2 separate regions of the Homo sapiens genome follow, and region 2 is linked to region 1. A link is an interaction called in ENCODE POLR2A ChIA-PET data of the cell type or tissue named here. Cell type or tissue: MCF 10A. All regions are shown on one strand. Links, peaks and the distances in the headings refer to the core of each region. The heading gives the core; the rest is flanking DNA.

Evidence for each region. Peaks named below come from ENCODE experiments on the same cell type or tissue, not always from the same donor. Only the 100,000 strongest peaks of a DNase experiment are listed, where the experiment ranks them.
Region 2: POLR2A ChIA-PET joins it to region 1 with 7 read pairs; 6 of 35 experiments call an interaction of 5 or more read pairs at or near these places.

Annotation. Positions count from the first base shown.
Region 1 is chr5:168,644,937-168,649,014 of GRCh38, reverse strand. No RefSeq gene overlaps it. Among named protein-coding and RNA genes, the nearest start is that of SLIT3-AS2, 60 kb to the left of the region's middle. In MCF 10A, for the core only: no CTCF peak of the experiment used is centred there; DNase peaks (open chromatin) are centred at 1,734 and 2,474.
Region 2 is chr5:168,569,161-168,572,528 of GRCh38, reverse strand. All of the region lies in intron 1 of PANK3 (pantothenate kinase 3), which reads left to right. Among named protein-coding and RNA genes, the nearest start is that of PANK3, 8.5 kb to the left of the region's middle. In MCF 10A, for the core only: no CTCF peak of the experiment used is centred there; no DNase peak of the experiment used is centred there.

The DNA.
Region 1 (4,078 bases), core at 660-3,159:
CTACTACATACCTAGGCTATATGGTATAACTTATCACTCTTAGATTACAAACCTATACAGCATGTTGCTGTACTGAATGTTGTAGGGAATTATAACACAATGACAATTATTTATGTAGCTAGAAATATCTAAACTTAGAAAAGTTACAGTAAAAATATGATATACAAGATTAAAAAAATGATACACCTATATAGGGAACTTACCGTGAATGGAGCTTGCAGGACTGGAAGTTGCTCTAGGTGAGTCAGTGAGTGGTGAGTGAATGTGAAGGCCTAGGACATTACTGTACACTACTGTAGACTTTATCAACATTATACTCTTAGGCTGTACTAAATTTATTTTTTAAATATTTTTTCTTCAATAATAAATTAAACTTAGCTTACTCTAACTTTTTTCCTTTTAAACTTTTTAACTTTTTAACTCTTGTTACAAAATAATGTGTTTGTGCTTAAAATAAGTTTTGTAATAATTACTTTGTAACTAAAGTTATTTCATAAGTAAAATTAATACAAATATAAATAATACAAAATACAAATTAATACAAAATAATAACAGCTGTACAAAAATATTTATAAACCTTATAAGCTTTTATCTATTTTTATTTTTTTTTACTTTTTAAACTTTTTTATTAAAAACTAAGACACAAACACATTAGCCTAGGCCTATACAGGGTCAGGATCAATGTCACTGTCTTCCACCCCCATATCTTGTCCCACTGGAAGGTCTTCAGTGGCAATAACACACACAGCTGTCATCTCCCATGACAACAAATGCCTTCTTCTGGAATAACACCTAAGAAACCTGCCTGAGGCTCTTCTTGTGGAGGTGTCACTCTTTTCAGAAATATGTCTATGGTCACTTAGTAGATTTGCTTCATTTTTTCTCACAGATTTGCTTGTAAGCAGATTACGCACCATTCCTCTCTATTAATGAAAATTTTTTAGTCCCCATGACAGTTTACCTATATAACAAACCTGCACATGTACCTCTGAACCTAAAATAAAAATTATGATAAAGAAGACTGTTTGGTGTTGCCTCCACACTTCCAAGCTTTTAAAGGAACTTGCTAAGGTCTGAAAAAGCTTGTGCTACAAATCCTTCACTGTCCATTTTCTTGGGGGTTCTTCTTTTTCTTCCCCTGCAGCGATATGGTTTGGCTGTATCCCCACCCAAATCTCATCTTGAATTGTAGTTCCCACAATCCCCATGTGTCATGGGAGGGACCAGGTGGAGATAATTGAATCATGGGGGCAGTTTTCCCCATACTGTTGTGATAATGAGTGAGTTTTCATGAGATCTAATGGTTTCATAAGGGGCTTCCTCCTTCGCTCTATTCTCATTCTTCTCTCTCCTGCCCCCTCCTGAATAGGTGCCTTCTGCCATGATTGTAAGTTTCCTGAGGCCTCCCAAGCCATGCAGGACTGTGAGTCAATTAAACCTCTTTCCTTTATAAATTACCTGGTCTTGGGCAGTTCTTTATAGCAGCATGAGAACAGACTAATACATGCAGTTTCCTTTTTTCTTGCCTCTTCTTCAGCTATGCATTCCTGTTTCATTTCCAACAACTCCTTATTAGTCAATTCCTCAAGAACCACCTCTAGGAGCTCCTCAGTGTCATTCTCATCCACACCCAGGTCAAAGCTGTTTGCCATCTCAACCACAAACTTGTTGATTTTTGCAACCTCCTCATCCTTGGCAAATCCTCTGAAGTCATGGAGAAATGCTAAGTGTCTTCTTCCAGATGCCATTCACATACTTCTTGGTGACATCACCCCAAGCCCAACCAAGGTTCTTGATGCAATCATACCTGTGTTGTAATCCTTCCAGAATTGCATCACTGTCATCTCAGTCTCTCCCTCAGGTGTAGCAACAGCCTGGACAAAGGTCTTCCTCAGGTAGCAGTCCTTAAAAGCTGATATAACACCTTGATTCATTGGTTCAATCAAAGAGGTAATGTTTGGAGGGAGAGACACTACCTTGGTATTGGGATGAAGATCACCAATAAAAGGAGGATGTGTGGGAACATTATAAACCATATGCAAAACCTTGAAAGGTATCTTATTCTCCAAATAGTACTTCATTTCACTGGCATAGCAATTCAGGAGTAGCTGGGTCATCTGTGACTTCTTATTGCTCCTGTGGTGTGCTTACTGGTATGCTTGAAGGCCCTGGGGTTCTCACTGTGCCAGATCACAAAGGATTTCAGTTTGTAGCCTGCAGCATTGCCTCTGAGAAAGACTGTTGTCCTGTCCTTAAAAGCCTTGAAACCTGGCATTGACTTGGTCTCCTTCTAGATAAAAGTCTTTTCAGGCATCCATTTCCAAAATAGGGGGTTTTCATCCATATTGACGATTTGCTCTGGCAAGTGATTTTCCTCCATAATCAGCCTTTCTAGAGTTTCCAAAAATTCTTCAGCTGCCTTCACATCAGCATGCACAGACTTGCCACTCACTTTCACAATATGTAATGAATTACGATGCTTGAACTGTTTAAATCACCCAGAGCTAGCAATACTTCAACACTGTAGTTAGGTCCGGCCTTTTCTCTGAACATTGCAAACAAACTTCGTGCTTTGGCCATGATTGTCGTAGTGCTGAGAGGGATACACTTCTGTGCCTGGTCTCCAACCCAGGTCATCAGAAGTTTCTTCATATCTTATAGAGGACCTTCCTGAATTTCTGTTATCTCATTGCCTTCAATGAAGCAAATCCTTTAACAGCTTTCATCACTTTTTTTTTTTTCTGAGAGAGAGTCTCGCTCTGTTGCCCAGGCTGGAGTGCAGTGGCTCAATCTCGGCTCACTGTACCCTTTGCCTCCTGGGTTCAAGTGATTCTCATGCCTCAACCTCCCAAGTAGCTGGGATTACAGGCGCATGCCACCACACCCGGCGAATTTTTGTATTTTTAGTAGAGATGTGGTTTCACCATGTTGACCAGGCTGGTCTCAAAATCCTGGCCTCAAGTGATCCACCCACCTCAGCCTCCCAAAGTGCTGGGATTATAGGCGTGAGCCACCACGCCCAGCTAGCTTTCATCACTTTGTTCCTGTCCTTTCAGATCATAGCTAGGGTCGATGGGGCAGGCATTTCTGGCAAGAAATAACCATCACTGATTTTCCACTTTCATAGTCCTTAATCATTTTTTTAATTTCTTTCTTTTTTTTTTTTTGTAGAGACAGGGTCTCACTATGTTGCCCAGACTGGTCTCGAACTCCTGGTCTGAAGCCATCCTTCCACCTCAGGCTCTTGAAGCACTGGGGTTATAGGAATGAGCCACTGTGCCCTGTCCCTTAATTAATCACTTTTAATTTCATTTCCAGGTCAGTTACTCACTGTGGCCTCCTACTGACAACATTAGCAGGATATCTTGTACGCTTAGGGACCCATAATGAACAAAACAAAATGAGATTAAATCATACACAAGAGAAAACTGTGCAATCAAGAGCTACAATAAAACACAAGATACATGAAGCTGCTGCTGGTGTAACACAGCATACCATTTTACAGTAAATTTTTTTTACAACTAGAAGACGTACACGCTAAAATAACAATAAAAGTATAGTATAGTTATATCTTTATCAAGTATTATATACTGTACATAATTGTATGCACTATACTTTTATATCACTGCCAGCCCAGTAGGTTTACACCAGCATCACCACAAACACCTGAGTAATGCGTTGTGTGGAGACATTATGATGACCACAGTGTTACCAGGTGATAGGAATTTTCCAGCTCCATTATAATTTTATGGGACCACTGTCATATGTGGTCCATAACTGACCAAAACATCATTATGTAGTACATAACTGCAACTTTTTTTAATCTTATAGGAAAGGATTAATGTGACAGAAGAAGAACTGTGAATTATAAGAGAAATAAGAAAACTCTAAAAAGTAAGCCAAATGTAAATCCAAAAATTGAAAAATATAGCAATTGAACTTAAAAATTCACTAGACAGAATAACAGCATATTGGATACTCTGAAAGTATAAGAGAAAACAGGTTGATAGAAATTATTCAAACTGAGCAATAAAGGAAAAAAATGTTTTTAATATGAGCAGAGCATCAATGGGACAAC
Region 2 (3,368 bases), core at 381-2,880, 76 kb after region 1:
TTGAGAATGTACTTTGTGAGATCCACCCCCTGCCCTCAAAACATTGCTCCTAACTCCACTGCCTATCCCAAAACCTATAAGAACTAATGATAATCCCACCACCCTTTGCTGACTCTCTTTTCGGACTTAGCCCGCCTGCACCCAGGTGAAATAAACAGCCTTGTTGCACACACACACACACAAGGTTAGGAGATCAAAACCATCCTAGTCAACATGGTGAAACCCCTTCTTTACTAAAAATAAAAAAATTAGTTGGTCGTGGTAGTGCACACCTGTAGTCCCAGCTACTTGGGAGGCTGAGGCAGGAGAATTGCATGAACCCAGGAGGTGGAGGCTACAGTTAGCAGAGATCATGCCACTGCACTCCAGTCTGGGCCACAGAGCAAGACTCCATCTCAAAAAAAAAAAAAAAAAAAAAGGCCTATGTTGCTAGGCACTCAACAAAACTGAGAAAATATAGTCACTTTCTTCTGCTTATGTTGCTTAGTTATTTATACCTGTTTATAGTTGACGTGATGAAGTATTGTGTTTGAGCTCAAAGCTGCCCCTGGCTTCCCAAATTATGGTCTAATGTCATTTTACTTTTTTAAAAAACTTTTTTTCCTACACTGGAAGTACCTTTCCAGAATACAGAATACTGTTTCTTAAGATTATCTGTAATGTAGCTCCAGATCTCTAATTTGAGTTTCAAATATAAAGACGAACGAGCTATTTCTCCAAAAGAAGATAATGAGGATTACTCCTTCCTCGTATTAAAAATTATATACTAATTTTAGTAAATGTGTAAATTATAAAATGGAGAAATGTATAGACTTCTTTCTCATTGAATTATATGTTCCTGGTTTTGTAATGCACACACATATCAAATAAAATGAGAAAGTAGAATTTTAGAAATAATTTTTATTGGCAACTTTTACATAAAAACTGTTAAATATATTTTGTTGCCAGACATTTTAATCCATGTATCTTGAGTATTAAACTCTTTTTGAGTCTCTGTCATAATAGTTAAGATCCTAGAGAATAGAAATATATATTTTTAGGATGGAATCTTGGCACTGTCACTTAACAGTTTGACCTCAGGCAAGTTTGTAATTGCTTTGCCTCCTTGTCTAAGTGGTACACTTAATAGAGCAATCTTATAGTGGGGGTACTGAGGATTAAATGAGCCTGTGTCTGACAGGTAGTGAGCACTCAGTAAATGTTAGCTGTAATTCTATGAAGAACTGAATCAGTTGTGCTTTAAACTAATTCTAAAAATTTGAATTTTGTAATTCATAATATTATAATACTGACTTCCTTGGGAACAATTGGAAAATACTCCTTTGTGTCAGTATAAGGATTGTGGCCAATAAATATAAGGAAATCACGTTGTAAAACTGAATTTCATAACCTGAAGGAATCAGGTGACCAAAGCCAGTCATTTTCAAATGCCATTTAGATCTGACTATAGTATAATCTTCCGAATATATACAGTATATAATTTTTAATAGCATCCCGTATCTCACTCTTAAAGATTATTGTCCAGTGCCTCTGAGGTAAGACGTCAGGAATCTGTTTTTAAATGATAAGGGTTTTGTAAATGGTCTATACCATTTTTTTCAAGAGGGTGTTACTTAAGATGGCCTCTATCGCTGGCCTTACTTTACTGGCACATCTTAAGCAGCTCATTTATATTATCCTGTACACTGCCAAAGTAGAAAGTTTGTTTGCTTTCTAATTTGAAGGTAGACTGTGCCACTCTCTTACTTAGAACGTCAGTAGTGTTCCCGTTGTCTAAAAAGTTCAAGTCTAAGCTCTTTAGCTAAGTGTGCAAGGTCCTTCATCTATTTCCTTAGACTTCCCCCTTTTTCTAGTTCCTTAACCGTACTGACGTATGCCTCTTCACCTTTGGATGGGGTTTTTTGTTGTTTTAGTATTTTCTACGGTCAAACACAGGCATAGGGTTTATCATTCCTTCTATTAATCTATACTTATATAAAATTTTATTTTGTGTATCTCGTTCTTAATGTGTTTTATTTATATTCCCCTGCTACATTGAGCGCTCCTTCAGGGCAGGTATTTTATTCATATGCATTCCTGTTTCCTGGTGTAGAGGAGATGATGATTTTCTTTCTTTCTTTCTTTCTTTCTTTTTTTTTTTTTTTGAGACGGAGTCTTGCTCCGTCGCCCAGGCTGGAGTGCAATGGCGCGATCTCTGCTCACTGCAAGCTCCACCTCCCGGGTTCACGCCATTCTCCTGCCTCAGCCTCCAGAGTAGCTGGGACTACAGGCGCCTGCCACCACGGCCGGCTAATTTTTTTGTATTTTTTTAGTAGAGACGGGGTTTCGCTGTGTTAGCCAGGAAGGTCTCGATCTCCTGACCTCGTGATCCACCCGTCTCGGCCTCCCAAAGTGCTGGGATCACAGGCGTAAGCCACCGCGCCCGGCCTGGAGATAATGATTATTTACTGAAGGGAATTGCTTTTTGGGTTTGTTTTTTATGACAGGATCTCACTCTGTTACCTAATCTGCAGTGTAGTGGTGCAAACATGGCTCACCGCAGCCCCAGCCTCCTGGACTCAAGTGATCCTCCTGCCTCAGCCTCCTGTAACTGGGACTACAGGTGCATGCTGCCACGCCCAGCTAATTTTTAAATTTTTTGCGGAGACAGGATCTTGTTATATTGCCAAGGCTGGTTTCAAACTCCTGTTTTCAAGCGATCCCCCCTACCTCAGCCTCCCAAAGTATTGGGATTTCAGGTGTGAGCACCATACCTGGCAGGAATTGCTTTTTAAGGAGGTGCTTTTCTCCTGGGTTACTTGAAGTGATTATAGGCCAGTTTTATTGTATTAAAATGCTTATAGAAACAAAGATTTTCATGCCCTTAGTGTTGACCTATTTATTGAAAAAAGAATGATCTGAATTTTTTCTCATCCCTGGAGCACATGGTATTTAGTAAATGAAAAGGGGTTGCCTACCAGGCCAGGAATTAAAAGATCCTGGGTCAACTCTAAGCACCCTATACGTTTTTAGAAAATATATTAATAAAACTTTGAAGGGCCGAGCGCGGTGGCTCACGCCTGCAATCCCAGCACTTTGGGAGGCAGAGGCAGGCGGATCACAAGGTCAGGAGATCGAGACCATCCTGGCTAACACGGTGAAACCCCGTCTCTACTAAAAATACAAAAAAAAAAAAAATTAGGCAGGCGTGGTGGTGGGCACCTGTAGTCCCAGCTACTCGGGAGGCTGAGGCAGGAGAATGGCGTGAACCCGGGAGGCGGAGTTTGCAGTGAGCCAAGATCGCGCCACTGCACTCCAGCCTGGGCAACAGAGCGAGACTCCATCTCAAAAAAAAAAAAAAAAAAAAAACTTTGAAGGGAAAAAGGTAA